2 separate regions of the Homo sapiens genome follow, and region 1 is linked to region 2. The links are chromatin loops, found by intact Hi-C in ENCODE. Cell type or tissue: heart right ventricle. All regions are shown on one strand. Links, peaks and the distances in the headings refer to the core of each region. The heading gives the core; the rest is flanking DNA. Region 1 has its middle 59 kb from the start of GNAT3. Region 2 overlaps CD36 (CD36 molecule (CD36 blood group)).

Region 1 (11,387 bases), core at 1,046-9,045, 230 kb after region 2:
ATATGGAATAATATTATTTCCATTGGCCAGATTTTGAGAGGCATTCATTTTTGTTGATAATGTAGCCATGCCAGTACTGTAGAGACTTTTTTTTTTTTAAGAGACAGGGTCTCACTGTGTTGCCCAGACTGGAGTACAGTGGCACAACCATAGCTCACTATGGCTTCTAACTCCTCAGCTCAAGCGATCCTCTCACCACAACCTCCTGAGTAGCTAGGTCTACACATGCATGCCACCATGCCCAGCTAAGTTTTTTGTTTTTTGTGAGTTTTTTTTATAGTAACAGTGTCTCACTATGTTGCCCAGCCTGGCTTGAACTCCTGGCCTCAGGTGATCCTCTCTTCTCGGCCTCTCAAAGCCCTGGAATTACAGGCATGAGCCACGGCTCTTGGCCTGGAAAGTCTATTTTAAAAGGGCATGAGGCATTTATTAGTCAATTACCCCTCTGTTAGGCAGCTGCAAATGAAATGTTCTCTATACATTTCTTTGTTAATATGAAATTACATTTGCAAAATAAATATATTCAATTTTATCTCCTACATTATTTTCTTTAAAAAAATCATTAATGCTGAATTTACTCTTGGAGTTGAAAATTTCAATAATTTATTAATTTTTTTTTTTTGCACTACCCTGGTTGAAGAGAGGGGGAAGTATATGGTCACATACACAATGTAAGGCTTTATAAGTGAATAATAGTTTTTAATGGAACGCCCATTCCCCACATTTTATTCCAGATTGGCATGGAACATTATGACAACTGACGACCACATGGGCTTTGGGATGACAACTCTGGACTTCAAGAGAGAAAAATAATTTAATGTTTTAGCACTCATATGTTTTTTGTTTTGTGAATAAGAAGTGGGAAGGAAGAACAAGCAGATTTTTAGAAGGTAAATGTTGAGCTCCTCCCTTGGTTCTGCATGGTCCATTCTGACTATCATATTTTATTCTAATGGTCAAAGTCTTCCTTTTTAAAAAACCAAGTTGGTGCTTTACAAACTAAATCAAGTTATCTATGAAGATTACAGGTGATTTTTTTCTTTTTATAAATTGTCTACCATTTGCAATACTTTTTTTTTTTTTTTTTTTTTTTTTTTTGAGACAGGTTCTCACTCTTGCTCAGAGTGGAGACCAGTGGCCCAATCTCAGCTCACTGAAACCTCTGCCTCCCAGGCTCAAGTGATTCTCCCACCTCAGCCTCCGGAGTAGCTGGGATTATAGGTGCACACCACTACTGCCCGGCTTATTTTTGTATTTTTAGTGGAGACAAGGTTTCACTATGTTGATTAGGCTGGTCTCAAACTCCTGACCTCAAATGATCCACCCACCTTGGCCTTCCAAAGTGCTGGGATTACGGGCGTGAGCCACCATGTCTGGCCCTGCAAAACATACTTTTAAAGCATGTCTGGGCCAGGAGCAGTGGCTCATGCCTATCCCAGCACTTTGGGAGGCCAAGGCCGGTGGATCATGAGGTCAAGAGATCAAGACCACCCTGACCAACATGGTGAAACCCCATCTCTACTAAAAATACAAAAATTAGCTGGGTGTGGTGGCATGCACCTGTAGTCCCAGCTACTCGGGAGGCTGAGGTAGGAGAATTGCTTGAACCCAGGAGGTAGAGGTTGCGGTGAACTGAGATCACGCCACTGCACTCCAGCTTGGGCAACAGAGTGAGACTCCATCTAAAAAAAAAAAGCATGTCTCACTATCATTTATCCTTCTATACTTCTGGAAAATGATATATAGTCAGAATATTAGGTCAGCTAGGACTCTTAAAAATATTTAATTAAATTCTTATAAGCTAGGTGAGTTGCAGGGAAGATAAGTTAAACAATTTGCCAAACTGCGGTTTAGGTGGATTTAGATAATTCTGTCTCTCAGTGTTGCTACTTCATTTTTCTATGATGTATTTTCCTTCTAAACACATAAAGATAATCATAACTCAATGAATAATCTTCACTTAAGTGCCTGTGGCTTTTTTTCCCAAAAACAAAGAGCAATTATCAACAAATACAGTCAAATTTTAAAAATTATATTAAAAAATTAATTTGAAATTCCAAGATATCAAGCACACATGAACAAAAGCATGAGCAATCATTTAGTTCAGGCATTCCATGAAGTTTTCTAGCTAAGAATCACTATCTGTATGACAACCATCCAACGTTTTGCTAGAAGACGTTCAATATTATGAGATTTTAAATAAATATTACAAATACTATATTTCATTCATCGCTTTGTCTTTCCTCCCTTCCCACTCTACATCAACCTGTTTTCTTCCATAAGTGTGAAGAGACTCTTCCATAAAGGAAAATATATCATTTGAAATGTTACTGACTTAAGTTTAGGATTCATTTTTTAGACAATGTAGGTGGAAAGGGTGGGGTCAGAAATGGTTCAGTTTGCTTTTCAGAAGTACATAACTCTTGACCTCATGATCTGCCCGCCTCAGCCTCCCAAAGTGCTGGGATTACAGATGTGAACCACCAAGTATCTACTAAAAATACAAAAATTAGCTGGGTGTGGTGGTGCATGCCTGTAGTCCCAGCTGCTTGGGAGGCTGAGGCAGGAGAATCACTTGAACTTGGAAGGTGGGGAGGTTGCAGTGAGCTGAGATCATGCCACTGCACTCCAGCCTGGTGACAGAGCGAGACTCCATCTCAAACAAACAAAGTACATAACTCATTTTGCCCTGTGCACAAAAGTGACAGGCATAAATATTTACTTCTGAAATATTGTTCTCTGAGAACATTAAACAGTACGTTAAATGACCAAAATGAAAATGGAAGTTATCTTGAATTATTTTTAAAAAGAAAACCGTTAAATTCCTCCCAATATTATGATTTCACTTAAAGAAGTTTTCTTCATCATCACAAATATTGCCATGCTAAATAATGAATTCTAATTAAGAAAAGAGAATTTTTAGTAAAGAAAAAAATTAAATAGATGTTTGTATTAATTCTTTAATGATTGCAACCTTTAAAATTTAATTATTTCAGATTTCACTTTTAAAAGTTTAATACAAAAAGTTAGAGTAGAAGCACAGCATTTGGGGCTAGTTTTTAAATATAACAAAATAAAATATGGAAAAGTTTGCTTCTACCCTGAAGAAACTTCCACTGAGAACAGTAATGTTGGTTAAAATGAAAACATGCATTTCAAGCTGAGGCTCAGGCTTCTATCTGTGCCGTCGGTGCCCTTGCTTTTTGCGGTTGCTGCTCAGTCACATGCTCAAACAAACAAACAAAAATGAATGCCATTCAAACTCGCTCAAACATGATTATAATGCCAACACACTGCACTACCTCAGAAACAAGATGTGGGCTTATATACAGTGGGGTCATTAACAACCAACCCTCACAGCAATTTTCCAGAAGCATCAACTGGCCAATAAGTTAGACTTTGCATCCTGGGATTAGTGACTAGTGAGTTAAATAAAGATATACTTTTGTGTCAAAATATGGAAGTGGCCGGGAGTGGTGGCTCACGCCTGCAATCCCAGCACTTTGGAAGGCCGAGGTGGGCAGATCACCTGAGGTCAGGAGTTTCAGACCAGCCTGGCCAATATGGCAAAACCCCGTCTCTACTAAAAATACAAAAAAATTAGTTGGGCATGGTGACGCACACCTGTAATTCCAGCTACTTGGGAGGCTGAGGCAGGAAAATCGCTTGAACTCTGGAGGTGGAGGTCACAGTGAGCCAAGATTGCGCCACTGCACTCCAGCCTGGGTGACAGAGTGAGACTCTGTCTCAAAAAAAAAAAAAAATATATATATATAAAATACACACACACACACACACACACACACACACACACACACACACACACATATATATTATGGAAGCAATCAACTCCACAAAGATGCTGTATGGAAAAGGGGTTTCAAATTCTGTGGAATCGCCAACATTGACTATGAATATCCAATATCCTATTGGTTAAAAAAAATTATGAACAAATATACTCTTAATAATAGACTTAATAATAGTCTTATTAAAATATCACATAAATAGCAAACTATTTTCTCAGGCCATAGGCCTGTCCTAATACCAATTTCCTACCAGATACGTCTTCCTATTTACTTATAAAATGTATTTTTAAACACTTGGAGAGAATGACTTAGGCTTGACTTAACCAAATACTTTAGACATGAGGAAACATACGTCTTTTGTGTTGATTTATGTGTCTTTACTATGTTATACACTTCAGAATTAGAAGCAGACCTATTGGTTAAAATGTATGACTACTAAAAATAATATGATTGTAAGAATTATGGAAGAAACTGAGAATCCTGTATCTTAGAAAAACTTTAAAAACAGGAGAAACAACTCTGTGCTTGGGATGGAGTAAATATTAACAAGATAATATTAATATAACCAATTGAAGCCCCCTTTCCATTAATGCTTCAGACATTCTTACAAACCAATCTATAGCCACATGGGGGCACACTTACATCACAGGTTTTTCCCTCCAAATATTAAAAACAATACATCTAGATGACCAATAACTTTAGTGAAACAAATAATAAAATCTTGTTAAGAATCATAGTATATTTTTTGACTTTAACTCAGTAGTATATTATAACATTCTGAAAACATAATATGTAATATTTTAGTCAAGTTTAGTTTATGATTAAGGAAGCTACTGAAGCTGCTCCAAATTTGTAGTGTTACACAGATACATCGTTCTTTTAGGATCTTCTTACTTTTTTGGTCATTTTGTTTTAGTCTAAGTAATTATTAATTTTGTAAAGTGTGTCTTTCAGTTATCTGTATTGTGTTTAAAATCTTGATTTGCTCACAGAGACTAGTAGGAGAAATATAATTTGATGCCTGACAACTGTGTTTTGTGAGTTGTAATCAATTGACTGCTTATTAATGTATATCTTTTCAGCAAATCAAAGTAAAATCCCATTCTGCTAAAACATTAACCATTCCATTATTCTGTTTATTACAACTTTTTCCCAGCGACCACTCCACCAAATCAAGAGGAAAATGAGTGCTCTGTCACATTTTTCTTTATCACCACTGCTGCGACCAGCACATTTTTCATTAATAATAGCAACGTTTTTATTTTAAGCCACATTTGTCACACTAGTTAAGTAATAAATAGAGTCAAATGAAAGAAAAAGGAAATAAAAAGACCCTAATTTAATTCATGGGGGACAGTAATGGTCTTCTAATTATTACACCTTTCAGATAAGGAATAACATATGAGACACAGGCAAAGCCAGTATTTTATGTGAAAGACATTTATATTTTCTAAAGTGGTCAGTTTGGGACAAAACCAAGCACACATATGTAATTGAAAATTGTTTTTTCAAAGTATACTGCTGTAAGTTTTCTCCTCTGAAAAATAAAAATGATCAAGTATTAATTGCATTACAATATCAAAATTAATGGAGAATATTTATGTTTAATACATTAAAAGCCTTACCTGGGAGAAAAGAACTAGATGATTGCGCTTAGAGTTAGCATAAGAAAGTTTATCATATAAAGCACCCTATCCTGAATGCCAAAGAACAAGATAATCTGGGCTACAATCATCTTATTCATTAAAAGTCTGAATATTTTATTACACTTAAAATATTGGTATACAAGTGTACATTTATATAAAGCACAAGGTAGGTGAGATAATTTACCAGCAAAAGAAACAATTTAATTTCCCTAGGAGTTAGAGGTCCGTGAGTCTGTCAGTCCACCTGAATCCACAAATGCTTAGCCTCTATTCAAGAAATAATCACTTAGCATTTTTATTCCCACATATGGTGTGCACTACAATGATACATGTGGCAGAATAGCATAATCACCTACACTTTTGGAAACAAAAGGCAGAGAATTGTATAATAAAAATGTACATAGGCCAGGTGCAATGGCACACACCTGTAATCCCAGAACTTTGGGAGGCCAAGGCGGGAGGATTGCTTGGGCCCAGGAGTTCAAGACCAGCCTGGGCAACATAGTAAGACACTGTCTCTATTAAAAATACAAAAACTTAGCAAAGCATGTTGGAACGTGCCTGTTGTCTTCAGCTACTTGGGAGGCTGAGGTGGGAGGATAGCTTGAGCCCAGGAGTTTGAGGTGGTAGTAAGCTATGATGGTGCCACCACACTTCAGCCTGGGAGACAAAGTGAGACCCTGTCTTAAAAATAAATAAATAAATGTATAAAAAACAGACACAAATGCTTATTTCATCTTCACAATTGTGTTCCTTTTCATATTTAAAAAAGAACAAATAATACTGTGACAGGGTTCAGGACATGTACCACAAAATATAGCACTTTGGCATTTGAGAAGACAGCTTAAAGAAGAAGATCTCTCTGACTTTCTCTCACCATTCTTCCCTGAAGCAAGCCATAAAAGAATTCTCTGACCTTCCTTTAAAGTAGGTCAGAAAGCCCTCATTCTAGAGGGATACTTCCTATACCAAAAGGAAAGAAATAAAGACACCGAGAAACCGAGAATAATTTGAACAGGCCTTGCTAACGTCCCCATAGCTTATTACCATTAGATCATATCCTCTTTCATTCAATCATACTTCCACAAGACTGTTGTACTAGTCCATTTTTCATACTGCTATGAAGAAATGCCCAAGACTGGGTAATTTATAAAGAAAAAGACGTTTAATGGACTCACAGTTCCACATAGCTGGGGAGCACTCACAGTCATGGCAGAAGGTTAAGGAGGAGCAAAGGCACATCTCACATGGCAGCAGGCAGGAGAGCATGTGCAGGGGAACTGCTCTTTATAAAACCATCTCGTGAGACTTATTTACTACCAGGAGAACAGCATGGGAAAAACCCACCCCCATGATTCAATTACCTCCCACGAGGTCCTTCCCACGACACCGTAGGAATTATGGGAGCTACAATTCAAGATGTGATTTGGGTGGGGACACAGCCAAACCATATCAACTGTCCAGCCTTCATTCAATGTAAGCATTAAAACACATAGTTTTCCCTGCTTCTTTGGGTCTTAATTTCTGAAGACTCCTGTGTCACATAAATCTTCTACTAAATTTGCATGCCTTTCTCTTGCTACCCTGTCTTTTGTTATAGGGGTTTCAGCCTTGAACCTAGCTACAGATGAGGAAAAGATATTGCTTTTCTCCCCTACAACTGCTTGATGATCTAAAGCCACAGCCATGCTGCTTTGCTGTTTTTCCTAGGATGTTCTTTACCTTAAAATAGTAGTGGAAGCACATATGCAGTTATACTTTGGACTCTGCACTCCTAGAAGGCTTCAATAAACTTAGACTCCAACAGCAAATCACTAAGCCGGTATTTCATTGTAAATCTGTGGCAAAAAGTTCCCCTGAACTATATTTTCCCTCCTAGGATGGGTGACACAGTCACTGTAGGGAAGCGTGGGCTATGTTTGAGGACTTAATTTTAAATCCCAGTTTGAGCACCAATCCGCTGTGAGACATTGAACAGTCGTTTATTTTAGGTGGTAGTTTTTCTTACCTATGAACGAACAGAGTAGATTAAACAACCACCACAGACCAACATAACCTCAGCTTGTGACTCGGCAATTTCTTTTGAAAACTGATACCAGAGTAAGCTTGTCTTAACTCTTACTAAAATGAGGAAGAGGAATGGTATGCAAAAGATTTTTAATGAACATTTAAAATATGACTTTTATGTTTAAAAATTGTGATTTCCTTTTCATTTTAGGTTTAAATTGAAGGCTTAAAAGTGTTATTTATTCCTGGGGAAAAGAACCAGATATCTAATGTTGCCCCTAGGAAAGATTTCACAAGGGCAACATTTCATTGTTAAGCCTGGTAGAACATCTCGTGTCATCCAAGGGAGGGAAAATGAATTAATGTATAAACATTTTATTAAAGAATAATGTAAAAACTTGGTAAGTTACCAAACATCACTGAATTGAACACATAAAATGGGCCAATATATGTTAGCTCCCAAAAATCATAACAAAAATAATAAAGGTGATTTTGAAAGGAATAAAGTGGCATTCATTCATACCCATAGTATCTCACCTACGTAAGAGAATTAAAAAGTATTTCATAAATTAATAAATGATGAGTCCATATTTTCCATAGTGACCTCCACTGGGACGTGGAAATGTCCCAAACTTCAATATCCTTGTCAATATAGGTCTACATTCCCTGCATAGCTGGTTGCCTAAAAGTAATAGTTAAATTTTATTTTTTAAAACTCCTAGAAGCTGAGATAATTTCTGGGTTAAAATAAAGTTTCAGGAGTGCAGTTACTCAGGGAAAGTGGCCCTGATTTCACATGTTCTGTCCTTTGCAGGATCAAAGTCCACTTGCAGGATTATGTGCCAGGACTGCCCTCTCCCCTACAAGCCCTGTTGGCGCCTACTCATTCTTCAAATCTTAGGTTAGAGTTCACTTCTTAAGACAAGGTTCTCAAACTTCACGGAATAGAAGTTCATTCGCCTGTATGTACTTCTACGGGTCTTCATAATTTTACTCTTGTTTTTTTTTGTTTTGTTTTGTTTTGTTTTTAAGAAGAGTCTTGCTCTGTTACCCAGGCTGCAGTGAAGTGTTCTGATCTTGGCTTTACTGCAACCTCTACCTCCTGGATTAAAGTGATTTTTGTGCCTCAGCCTCCTGAGTAGCTGGAACCACAGGCACACACCACCATGTCCAGCTAATTTTAGTGTTTTTAGTAGAGAGGGGGTTTTAACATATTGGCCAGGCTGGTCTCGAACTCTTGGCCTCAAGTGATCTGTCCCTCTCGGCCTCCCAAAATGCTAGGATTACAGACATGAGCCACCACATCTAGCCCATAATTTTACTCTTTACAACTTATTAAAGTTTACAAAGAAATATTTATGTGTGTAATTTTTCAACTTATTTTTATTTCTTCATATTACTATGCACTCCCTGAGAGCAGAGACCAGATATGGGTTTTTCCCCACCTGCTCTTTACACAAAATAGAAACTTAATGAATGAATGTGAATTAATAAAAAAATTAGCCAATGATTGTTTACCGAGGTCTCCTGGAGAGCGTCCTTATTACTCTTGACTTCCAGAATGCCATAATTCCCTGGTTTTTCTGCTGAATCTCATGTTTCTTCTCCTCAAGCTTCCCTGATCATTGTGTAAATGTTAGTATTACTAATATTCACTAGGCCATCTTCTCTTCTCATTCTATACATTCTGAGAAATCTTAAGTCTTTCATGGCTTCATTTTTTTTTAGACAAGGTTAGTCTCTTGATCCCTGCATGCATATCTTCCTGTCTCTTCAAACATATACAGACAAATAAAACTCAACATTTCAAAAAAAAAAAAAAAAACAAACCACTATTTATTACCTCCAAGTCTATCCCTCCTCTTAGTTATTTAAGCTGGATTAGTTTTTATCCTTCTTCTTCTTCTTTTTTTTTTTTTTTTAACTGACACAGTTTCACTCCTATTGCCCAGGCTGGAGTTCAGTTGGGCAATCACTGCTCACTTCAGTCTCGACTTCTCGGGTTCAGGTGATCCACCTTAGCCTCCCAAGTACCTGGGACTATGGGTGTGCACCACCATGCCTGGCTAATTTTTTTTTGTATTTTTAGTAGAGACTGTGTTTCACGCTGGTCTTGAACTCCTGGGCTCAAGGGATCCACCCACCTTTGCCTCCCGAAGTGCTGGGATTAGGGGCATGAGTCACTGTGCCTGGCGTATTCTTTTCTTTCACATTTCAAATTATTCAACATGTTTTGTTTATTCTACATTCTCATTCTAAATTTTTTTTTAATGATCTGCTTTTCTGCATCATCACTGCCCCTTGTCTTGTTCATCTCTCTTGCAGAGATTCCTGAAACACCTTCTTAAACTGTGGTGGCCTCCACTCTTGCCACTTCCAGTGTTTTCACCCAACTGCCAGATGCTCTTTCTAAAATGCAGTGCAACTACATGACACAACTTCAAATGCTTCCATGGTACTCTAATGCCTATAACAATGTCCAGCTGCCATACTGTTTAAATGTTCTTAACTACCTGGCATCTTTTTACCTTGCTAGCTCAATCTTTTACCTTTATAAATACAATTGCAAACATCCTCTCTCCCAGAACATTCTTCTTCTCCCTGTTGGTTGACTAACTAACTCAACTTTTAGGTTTTTACTTTTTTAAGAAGTGCTTCCTTTACCAGCCAGTTCTTGGCTGACTATCTGTCCTATGTGATCTCTGAACAACTTGTACTTCCTTCTTCATAGGCCTTATCACTATAACAACGTCAGGTAAATCTCTGTGACTAGTACGCAAAACAGACAATCCACATTTAAATAATATTACACATGTGTAACAGAGCATGTGTATGTATGTGTATGTATGTAGGTGTTAAGGTTCCCAGTTCTGTATTAATGCTTTTGGTGGGAAAGGGAGGAATAATAAAAATGTCTAAAGAAAGTGATGTACTATGAGTAAAAGGCCATCATTTTTTTTCTACCCAATTCAAGGTTTTAAAAAATCTTGAGTACATTTGGTAAAATTTCCAATTGGTAAGCTTTACACATTTATTTTATATTCCAAATAATGCTACATAAATGTCAGCAATCTCTGTTCTCCCAAAGCCATTTACCCAATTTCATTGGTGTCAACAAAAGTTATACATGCTTGTAGAGAGGAAATCAGACCCTTCACTATTCAAAGAAATAATGGTAGAATCCTAAAGCCATGTTAAAGAAAGCAACACAACCCTTGCCTTTGCCACCTGATAGATGTTTCTGTAAACAGAGATCCACCTCAGTGTCTCAAAGCGTTGAGGTAAGACTGCTGAACTGAGGGCTGACACACAAGTCAAGTGGATTTTTAGTCTTTTGATAACAAAAGTGCAGCACATCAAAAAGGTCTGTAACTATTTATCTGTCCATTATATAAGAAACACAAGACCGGGCGCGGTGGCTCACGCCTGTAATCCCAACGCTTTGGGAGGCTGAGGCGGGCGGATCACGAGGTCAGGAGATGGAGACCATCCTGGCCAATATGGTGAAACCCGTCTCTACTAAAATACAAAAAAATTAGCCTGGCGCAGTGGCGTGCACCTGTAGTCCCAGCTACTCGGGAGGCTGAGGCAGGGGAATCGCTTGAACCTGGGAGGCAGAGATTGCAGTGAGCCGAGATCACGCCACTGCACAGCCTGGCGACAGAGCGAGACTCTGTCTCAAAAAAAAAAAAAAAAAAGAAAAAGAAAAAAAGCACGAATCTTGAAATGTGTTTAGGAGCATTATTTTCAGTCTAACTGCTTGCAAAAGCAGATTTATGACATATGAAGCACTGTCCTTGGAGCAACAAAATACAATAGTAAAGGAACCAACCTTCAAAATCCATAAACATTTTGTTTTACAACTTTTAAATTATATTTTTACAATAACTACAGTGTAACCTATTTAAATATACAACTCTATTTTTAA
Region 2 (11,387 bases), core at 1,401-9,400:
CTTTGTCAGATGGGTAGATTGCAAAAATTTTCTCCCATTCTGTAGGTTGCCTCTTCACTCTGATGGTAGTTTCTTGTTCCATGCAGAAGCTCTTTAGTTTAATTAGATCTCATGTTTCTATTTTGGCTTTTGTTGCCATCGCTTTTGGTGTTTTAATTCAACAGCCCTTCATGCTAAAAACTCTCAATAAACTAGGTATTGATGGGATGTATTTAAAAATAATAAGAGCTATTTATGAAAAACCCACAGCCAATATCATACTGAATGGGCAAAAACTGGAAGCATTCCCTTTTAAAACTGGCACAAGACAGCGATGCCCTCTCTCACCACTCCTATTCAACATAGTGTTGGAAGTTCTGGCCAGGGCAATCAGGCAGGAGAAGGAAATAAAGGGTATTCAATTAGGAAAAGAGGAAGTCAAATTGTCCCTGTTTGCAGGTGACATGATAGTATACTTAGAAAACCCCATCGTCTCAGCCCAAAATCTCCTTAAGCTGATAAACAACTTCAGCAAAGTCTCAGGATACAAAATCAATGTGCAAAAATCACAAGCATTCCTATACACCAATAACAGACAAAGAGAGAGCCAAATCATGAGGGAATTCCCATTCACAATTGCTTCCAAGAGAATAAAATACCTAGGAATCCAACTTACAAGGGATGTGAAGGACCTCTTCAAGGAGAGCCACAAACCACTGCTCAACGAAATAAAAGAGGACACAAACAAATGGAATAACATTCCATGCTCATGTATAGGAAGAATCAACATCGTGAAAATGACCATACTGCCAAGGTAATTTATAGATTCAATGCCATCCAGATCAAGCTACCAATGACTTTCTTCACAGAATTGGAAAAAACTACTTTAAAGTTCATATGGAACCAAAAAAGAGCCCACATTGCCAAGACAATCCTAAGCCAAGACAACAAAGCTGGAGGCATCACACTACCTGACTTCAAACTATACTACAAGGCTACAGTAACCAAAACAGTGTGGTACTGGTACCAAAACAGATATATAGACCAATGGAACAGAACAGAGCCCTCAGAAATAATACCACACATCTACAACCATCTGATCTTTGACAAACCTGATGAAAACAAGAAATGTGGAAAGGATTCCCTATTTAATAAATGGTGCTGGGAAAACTGGCTAGGCATATGTAGAAAGCTGAAAGGATCCCTTCCTTACACCTTATACAAAAATTAATTCAAGATGGATTAAAGACTTAAATGTTAGACCTAAAACCATAAAAACCCTAGAAGAAAAGCTAGGCAATTCCATGCAGGACATAGCCATGGGCAAGGACTTCATGACTGAAACAGTTCTTAATCATTGAGATAATATTAAGCAGAATAGCTTCATTTGGATGGTAACCTGGACTTTAATCCCCAAAAGTGAAGAGTTCCATTTCTGACATGGCAAGGAAATTCAATCAACTAAAGAACATCTGTTTTTTAGTAGCCCCAATTCTGAATGGCATATCCTTTATATAGCTATGATTGGCTAATACAATAGGAAAGTTTCAGACTAATCCAGTCACTCAAATAATTATCCATTGTATCAAAATCTACAAAGTTCCAGCACTTTCTGGTCTAGGAACCAACAAACTGTGTCTTGTGTGCCAAATACAGCTTATCATATATATCATATATATGTGTATATATACATATATATGTGTATATATACATATATGTATATATGTGTGTATATATACATATATATGTATATATGTGTGTATATATACATATATATGTATATATGTGTGTATATATACATATATATGTCTATATGTGCGTATATGTGTGTATATATGTATATATGTATGTATATATGTATATATACATACATATATGTATATATACACACATATAATATATACATATTTATACACACATGCACATATATAAATACACATATATACATATATACACACATATATGTATATATACATATATACATATATACACATATGTATATATACATATATACATATATACACATATGTATATATACACATATGTATATATACACATACACATATGTATATATACACATACACATATGTATATATACACATACACATATGTATATATACACATACACATATGTATATATACACATACATGTATATATACACATATATGTATATATACACATACACATGTATACACATACACATATATGTATATATACACATACACATATATACACATATACACATATACACATATATACACATATACACATATATAAGTATATATACACATATACACATATACGTATATATACACATATATACACATATACGTATATATACACATAATACACATATACGTATAAATACACATATATACACATATACGTATATATACGTATATACACATATATACACGTATACGTATATACACATATATACACGTATACGTATATATACACATATATACACATATATACACATATACGTACATATACGTATATATACACCTGTGTACATACACGTATATACACGTATATATACACGTATGTGTACATACACATATATACACGTGTATATATACACGTATGTGTACATACACGTGTATACACGTATATATACACGTATGTGTTCATACACGTATATACACGTATATATACACGTATGTGTATATACACATATATATATAAAGATTTATTGGAACACAGCCATGACCATTTGTTATATATTGTCCGTGGCTATATTTTTTTGTGCCACAATGACAGTGCCAAGTAGTTGTCACAGAGCCTGTATGGCCTATACAGCCTAAAATATTTTCTATTTGGTCCTTTACAGAAAATTTGCCAATAACTGTTTTCTTGCTTAGTTACATTTTTATCAGATAAATATTTTATTCAACGTGTGTATTAAACTGAGTCAAATGTAGCTTTAATGTTTAGAAGTGAACCCTACTATTAATACATATTGAACTTACAGAGTTTTTGTTACTAGACAGTTCTACAGTCTGGCAATGAATGATAATAGTTGACTATAAAAGTTTAACTCATCTAATGGTATCAATGTTTAAACCCTCACATCAATTCGCCCATTTCATAATTACCTTTAGAGACTTCCCTTCCCATAAGGACTATAGATTTTCTCTATTACATTTCCCAAGACAGACCTTGCTAATTCTTTTGGCCTTTTGTCCACACAGATCTTAGACCTGTCTATGCATAATTCTTAACCAATTCAAGACTTTTTCAACTAAATGATTTCAAGCAATTATCAAATGATTGGTAAAAGAAATGTATTTGCCATTCAGGTCTTAGACTGCATATGATATTTATAATTCATTATTTAGTTAGCAAGCCTGCTGAACTTCATATTTTGCATGCTGAATTATTATAAACAAACCTTTTGTATTTAAACCCAACATGGAAACCATAGTGTTGCACTGTAAATTACTTAAAGGGAATGTTAGCCTCCAAGTACACTACCAGGCACTATCCGAGAGCTCTGTCCTAAAGGAACAAAAAAATTGTAGAACAATTCAAGATTATTAAATATCACAATTTATTGATCAACTTCAAATGCACAGTGAGAAGCTAGGGCAAAGAGAAAAGATAGATTTACAAGTTTAGGACAGAGTACTAAGGAGGGTAAAAGTCCCACTATATATGAATCCTGAAGTACACAATATTCATATGTTCTGTCTCTCTGTTGCATCAACTTTCTCTTTTAATGGTGGGGTTACTAAAACCAGATTTGGAGTATAAGCAAGGGAGTCCAAAATACAGAAGGGGACTGGTGTCAAAATTAATTCTTGTTATATTGGAGAGACACAGGGGAAAGTATACCTGGCCACAGCTGTAGAGAACCAGAGGCCTGCTGAACAGACATGTCTGTCATTTGTTTTATTCATATTGCCAGCAGGGGGACTAGTGGGACACCTCTTTGACCCATATAAATGTAGTATGTTATGTACAGTTAGTGGCTTAAGTATATTTGACAATTCCATCTCTTCCTGTGTTCAATAAATGCTTTCCTTGATATCTGACATGGTACTCTACTTCCTTAAACTTAGTTTCATCTATGTTTGTCATTTGTTTCCTTTATTAGCAAAGCTAAATGTCCTTAAATAATATGGAAAACAGAAATAGAAGAGCAATACTTTCTGGCAAGAGATTATCTGCAAGAGAAATTTCAGAATCCAAGTAATCCTACTGTGCATTTGATTACTCTGCTGATGCCCTTGTGGCTGACTTGTACTTCTACTAAACAAACTGTGAATATGCTGGCTGCAGGGCTAAGATGGAAAGGCAATGAAAGTGGATAAAGAAACATTCCTAAATTAGCCAGTATAGATATAGTTTCACAAACTCATCACAGCAGCATTTAAAAATAATTTTTCAAGTATCTACAAGGACATATCCAACATTAACCTACATTGGTATTTCAAATTGGTTCTACTCTCAAATAGAGTCCTGCTCCCTAGTCTATATCCAAAGATATATAAATCCTTTTCGTGTGTATTTCCATTCTAAGATGATTCCACAGAAGTCTCCAATAACTGAATTCTATTCTTTAATGCTAATGTGGCAGAGTATGTGAAATTACTCACCACTTACTTCAGAGCCTTCTCTGTTACGTAGGTTCCTCTTTCCACAAATGCCCTAGTCCTCAACCATGTAGAATGAAGACAAGATTAGGGCTGAGGAACAGCTGCCAAACTGTCACTTTAAGCCTAGATAGTTCCAAGCTCAGCTCTTTCATACCGGCCTCATTGACTCTTTGTTTTAGAGACGGGGTTTCACTCTGTTGCCCAGGCTGGAATGCAGTGGTGTGATCGTAGCTCACAACAGCCTGAAACTCCTGGGCTCAAGGGATCCTCCTGCCTCAGCCTCCCAAATAGCTGGGACTACAGATATATGCCATCACACGCAGCTAATTTTTAAATTTTTTTTGTAGAGACAGGGTCTTGCTGTGTTGCCCAGGCTAGTCACAAACTCCTGTCCTCAAGCTATACTCCCACCTCGGCCTCCCAGCGTGCTGGGATTACCGGCAAGAGACACTGTGCTCAGCCTTCCTCATTCACTTTCTATATAACAGTATAGACTTTCTCCACTGTAAATACTCTTTGAATTTTCTTCTCTTTATCCCCTCCCTTGCTCCTGCTCCCTACTCCACTGCAGACATGTGGCAAGCAGGCCATCTAGCAGTCTAGCCCAGTTTTGTGCTCATAGTACAACTCCAGTGCTATTATTCAGTATACATTTATAAAACAGAAAGCTACTGGATCCTGAAGAATCTCTTTATTCAGATGAATAATTTTTATATCAGATAAAGTCTAGGACCTGTCTCCAATTTTAGTATCCCTTATCTGCTCCTAACCTATTCATTACTTTACATGCAGTATATATATTTGTCGTTAATACTGTCAAGTAGATCAAATAACACATTCCAGCAAATCAAAGGAGTATAAAGTTTAATACCACTTCACCCTCTACTCTGCCATATAGATTAGCTTTATTACTGTTTGAAAATATTTACAAGCTCAACAGGGCAAATTATAAAACTTAGTGGGATATTTATAGCAACATTTTCAGGTCTGATGAACTTCCCCCTCATCTCAGTATGTTTATGTCCTTCTGTTAATACATCAAACTAATACCAGCAACAGGTCAAATAAAACTCTTACAGCTAGTCAAACTTCAGTGACTTAAATCAGGGCTTTTCCAAAATTTCGAGTGTCTATGAATTTCTTAAAGATCCTGTTAAACTGTGGATTCTGATTCAGTGGGTCTGAGGTAGAACCAGAGATTCTGCATTTTTAACAAGTTCCCAGGTGATGTTGAGGCTGTTTGTCTAAGATTCATGTAATTAAAGGAAAATTTTAAAATATTTATATTTATCCTATGTCACAGCCCCCTTCATGAGTATGCAGAATGAAACGTTTTGCAATGTGTAGATTGTACTACTAGCATCTGGGAACAGTTGGAAAAAGGAAATAGGAGTGATATGTAAATAAGTCATGAAAGGATAATAGCTCATATAAAACTATAGTAACAATATCAAACAATATGGAAGTCAACTACATTCAAAAATAAAAATAAGCAAAATCATTTTTCTAATAACAAAAGTTTTTATTTTCACAAATATTTTAAAATGCAGCTACCTTTGAGCCACAAAAGGAAAAAGCAGTATTCCTTTTATGTATTTGATACAAATATTAAACATAACTCAGTTTTAGTTCATTAGCTCAGCTCAGTGAAAATAGCTCAGGAAAAAAAAAGTCATAGGTAATGCTATTGGTATATGCAGGAAACCAGAAGCGACGACATTGAGTTCAAAATCCATTTAGAATTGTAGACAGGCCACAAGGGGCAGGTGAAGAGAGCAGCCACAGAGTCACTAATACATTGGACTTCAAACAGAAAAACTGAAATGTCAGTTGGTACACACCTAAAACAAACTCCAACTAGAAAGATAATTATGTAGCTCAGACATTGATAACAGGTTAAGAAATTTGTACGTGCATACTGTTTTTTTTTTTTGAGATGGAATCTCGCTCTGTCACCAGGCTGGAGTGCAGTGACGCGATCTCAGTTCACTGCAACCTCTGCTTCCCAGGCTCAAGAGATTCAGTCTCCCGAGCAGCTGGGACTACAGGCATGGGCCACCACACCCCGCTCATTTTTGTATTTTTAGTAGAGATGAGGTTTCACCATGTTGGCCAGGATGGTCTTGATCTCCTGACCTCGTGATCCACCTGCCTCCCAAAGTGCTGGGATTACAGGCATGAGCCACCATGCCTGGCCATGTATACACATCTTAATACAAATATTTTCAGAGATAACCATTGCGTGATAGCTATTTTTTTTCTTGAAATGATACCCTCCTTCACCCTTTTCTGTCAGAACTGAAAGCTACATAGCTTCTTCTATTTCTTCATGCACTTGTTAGAAGCAATATGCATTAACCTATTTTCCGATGCTGTTGATTCTCTAATCTGTTAATCCATTTGCAGACGCTATTGATTTTCAAACTTAAGTTATGAATACCTGCTATAATTCTGTGGTTAATAACCAGCTTTGGAAAGAAAATGTGCTTCTATCAAAGGGTACAATTTTTCTATGACTAAAACATATAAATTCATCCATGAGCAATTGCAAGTGTCCAAACATTTACCCTTTCTGAACAACATTAACTTCGCCAGGGCAAAACAAAGTCACACATGTAACATATTCCCCAAGTTGCCCCACTCCCACCACAGTGCATATGTGCACACACACACACACACACACACACACACACATCCAAAGCCCAGATTTCATGTAAAAAAAATCTCCCCTTAAGTAATTATTTTTCCTACTGCATATTTTTAATCTCGTTGTCTTTGTATATGAATTGTCTTTCCTCTTATATTCCTTTTACAGAATTTGAGAAATGAAACACTGAGGAATGATAAAGATTATACATGTATTCAAACAATATTAAAGACATATAGGTCAAAACCTTTTCTGATATCTAAATGCTATGAGATCATCCCTGTATTAAGATCTGAGTCATGATTAGTCATAATATACAGGTCAATATGTATATTCTCATCCAATTATCTTTAGAAGTTTCTACATTATATAACTCAGCCCTACATGCCTCAATGATTAAAAAACTTTCCTTTATATTAGATGGACATGTCCACAAATATCCTAATGCAAATAGAATAAACCTTGTATTATCAGAAGAACATGTCTACAATGTTATCTTACATATTAATATCTTGGACAGATACTTCTTTTATCTTCCCAGTTAAAAGGAAAGGCACTAAGTATGCTTTAAGCACCTTCAGAGATGCAAAAGATCTTTCCAAACAGGTAGATTCTTGGTTTGTGGCTTTTCTGTAGTAATGCTCAACATTTACTCTGGCGGCTATCATAAGGAGGAGGCTAAAAGTTATTTTCGATTTTAGTATCCAAACAGGCCAGTTACTATTCCTTTGTCCTGTATCCTTCTGTGGGTAAAACACAAGCTAGAATTTGGTTTATCTTCCCTTTCTATGCTGGAGCTTTTTAGGAGAACTAATGCTCTCAGAATAAGTGAACCCCTGCTCAAGAAACAGAGTTACCTATTAATGTGTCTCCTTATGAAAAAGGAAAAACCTTTGCAATTGTCCTACTGCTGTAAAGGATGAAACCAAATGTCTTTTTGTTCTTCATCCAATTAGCTTAAAAAATTAGCCTAGAACAAAGTGGTAGAAATTTAGAAAGCATATTTCAGCAAGGACTATGGATTTATAAAGAAATGTGGATTCAGATAAAATATACTTCAGAGAGAAAATTAGGATAAACATTTTATGACACAAGAGGAACTAGAAAAAGCACAGGAATTTAAGGAAGAACATATTTTAATGGTTGAAACCTGTCTTTATGAGGCGATTATGACAGCAAAAAATATTATAATGAATAACAATGCATAGTCTACGCTTTGTAATATTTCATACAATAATTCCTTTATCATTTACATCTCTTAATGCTAGAAAAGCATTCTGAAGATGCCAAGCGTAAGTTGCAACTGAGTAAAAAAAAAAAAGCAAAATTTACTCAATTTCCAGAAGAGGTGCAGAACAGAGAATGAAGGTCCTTAAAATATAAACCGCTAGTGTGCTAAAATGATGTCCATTTGCAGGATCAGTGACAAAATATTTAAGCCCATAAAGAAAAGAGTTATACCTGCTGTATGAAGGTATTCATAGAGAAATATGAGTCATAAGCCAATTATTTATAAATGTCTTTCAAAATATTTGGTGCACATGAAATGCAGTATACTGATGGTCCTGGAGACTGTTGCAGTTGAATAGGGCAGCTACTGGGATGATGGTGTTTCCCCCGGATGAGGATGACAGGAATGCAGGGCCTAGGATTTGTTGAGCATGTACACTCTTCTTCTGAATTGGCCACCCAGAAACCAATTATTGAATCAGAACAACACAAATTGGTTTGTGCTTGAGCCAGGTCTGTAGAAACGGAAATCAATTCAGTTGTGGAAATGATGAATTTTAAAAGCTGCTGGGTTTTTTTTTGTGCAAGGTAGAGATTTTCATAACATCTCAATAATCCTTTTGAAATGTGCAGTTGCTTAGTGCAAAAAAAGAAATAGTGCCACCATTTCTTCAACTAAAAGATAAGGTGTGCTTTGTAAAAGTAAAGCATATCCAATTTTCATCCTGTTGGTCGGTATTACCAAGGGTCATGATGTAGCTGGCGCACAAATGTGAAGAATCATTTACTACCTGTAGAGTGGCAGTATATCTTAGATATCATACTTTTTATTAATCAGTTCAGTTTCTCTAGCTGCAGAGAGAAGTTCTCTAACGGACTTCACCAATAGGGCAAAACACATTCCCATTCCAGAAAGGCACATAAGAAGGGTGCTTCAAGACAAGCACACACCAGGCAAGGAACGGTAGCTGAAGTGCATCTGCCCTGGACCAGCATTTCCACACCCTTCAGACCAAGTTCCATTTAAAGGTGTATGTACTACTTTCAAAAGGACCATTGGGTTATTTTCTTGTGACCCCCTGAGTAAAACCACACATTAAAGCTCCACCGTCTTACACTTTGCTACTTCTTACATACCTGTCTTCTTACTTGTTCCTATTGTTTACAAATCTGCCCAAAGATATAATTTTTATGATATTAAGAGCTGAATTTTGCTTAAGAAAATCTACATATCTTTTGTGATTCTTCTAAATCTAGTAAATCAAGTAATCAACAGTTTATTCTCTGCTTGTAAAAAAGGGTAGTAATTTTTCCACATAAAAATCAAATATATAAGCAAAACTAATATATTTGTTGACAAAGTTGCTCCAGCAAGCCTTGAATTTTTCATTATAATTTAGCTATAAATAGACCCAAGGAATCTGACATCCAAGGATCATTAAGCAATCATAAAAATGTATCACATAATTTTAATTCTGAATACTTACTTACAAAACATGTTTATAACTTCTGCATTTCCTTTTATTAAGCATGCTTTCCCATTAGGACAAGTTTTTTTGTTATTTTGTTTTACTTTTCAGCGGATGATCTATTACATAGTCATACAAATACCTTTGTTTAGTCATAATTTGTCAGTAGGCTACTGACAGGTATTGAAGGTAATATTTAACTTTTTATAATGTGAACATTTTAGGCTAGCATTTTGAAGCCATTCTGTCCAAATAGTTTGGATGCAGAATTATTGTCTTTTTGGTGACTAAATAGTGGTAGAAGTGATTAGAACCAAAAATTAGGTTGCCTTTTCAAACACAAGCTCTCCATCTCACAAAAGGAAATTATTGGTCCCCAAATTCCACTTTCACTGATTTATGCTTTGGTCACAAACAATTAAAATGTATGATTTCATGGAACATCTCTAGAAGATAGAATGGATGCTGATGAATCCAGGCTATTGGAAAATCATGAAATTGTATTAGGGATCATGTGAGATAAAGAATCTTTCTTTAGCATGGTACTGGCACACAGTAAACAACTAAATAAGTTATTATAACACACATACTGCTTTTATTTACATTGCCTTGAGGTGGGCTGAAGAAAAATAGGGAGAAAGTAAAAAATTCTCCCCCACAGGCAACACCAATGTTACCTGTGATAACTAAAAAAAGGTTTTCCTTTAGGAAAGGTCAGGCATTCATTCATCTTTAAGAGTGCATGGACACTAATATCTAAAGCATAGAGGCCTAAACTCTTGTACACCACTCTGAGTACTTGGTTCTACTATGTTGAACACTATTTTCCCCTATTTCCTGATACTATTATATTCAAATTTTTGTTCAGGACTTTTCTGGATTTGGAAAATGCACGGCCAGCATGTCTACATGCAGCAATCCTGGTCTTATGAAACCATTTCCTAGTCAATTATTTTTAAGTATCAGATAATATATAACTAGCTATATAATTGAGAAATGAACCAGTCAATTTTGGACAACTTTGGCACAAGTGCTTTATTTGTGCTATTGTTACAATGGTCACAAGTACATCTTTTATCTCATTTCTCCCAGAATTAAAGATATACTTTAGTGATCTGCGTGATAATATTTATAGGTTTATTTACCTATATTTAAAAATGATCAGTGGCTAGACATGTCTAGAAATATATATGGCCTAATATGTAACTTCTCTTTGATAAAGTGAAAACAAGTAATATATAAGCTAATATTATTGAAGCAATATTTTTTGGTACATACTTACTTATTTTATTGTTTTCGATCTGCATGCACAATATGAAATCATAAAAGCAACAAACATCACCACACCAACACTGAGTAAGATCATTTCTATCAGGCCAAGGAGGTTTATTTTTCCAGTTACTTGACTTCTGAACATGTTTGCCTTCTCATCACCAATGGTCCCAGTCTGTAATCAAGTT

The links. A loop is a pair of places that touch in the nucleus more often than their neighbours do. Peaks named below come from ENCODE experiments on the same cell type or tissue, not always from the same donor. Only the 100,000 strongest peaks of a DNase experiment are listed, where the experiment ranks them.
Region 1: it touches region 2 in a loop (2.9-fold over the local background); 2 of 110 quality-filtered maps call a loop at or near these places.

Annotation. Positions count from the first base shown.
Region 1 is chr7:80,446,943-80,458,329 of GRCh38, reverse strand. No RefSeq gene overlaps it. Among named protein-coding and RNA genes, the nearest start is that of GNAT3, 59 kb to the left of the region's middle. In heart right ventricle, for the core only: CTCF peaks have their summits at 4,236 and 4,437 (motif pointing right); no DNase peak of the experiment used is centred there.
Region 2 is chr7:80,673,970-80,685,356 of GRCh38, reverse strand. CD36 (CD36 molecule (CD36 blood group)) reads right to left here. Exons shown (of 15, transcript NM_001001548.3): 14 at 11,210-11,374; 15 at 6,083-8,973. The coding sequence ends at 11,210. Among named protein-coding and RNA genes, the nearest start is that of CD36, 41 kb to the right of the region's middle. In heart right ventricle, for the core only: CTCF peaks have their summits at 3,682 and 3,884; a DNase peak (open chromatin) is centred at 4,777; H3K27ac peaks cover 3,704 bases.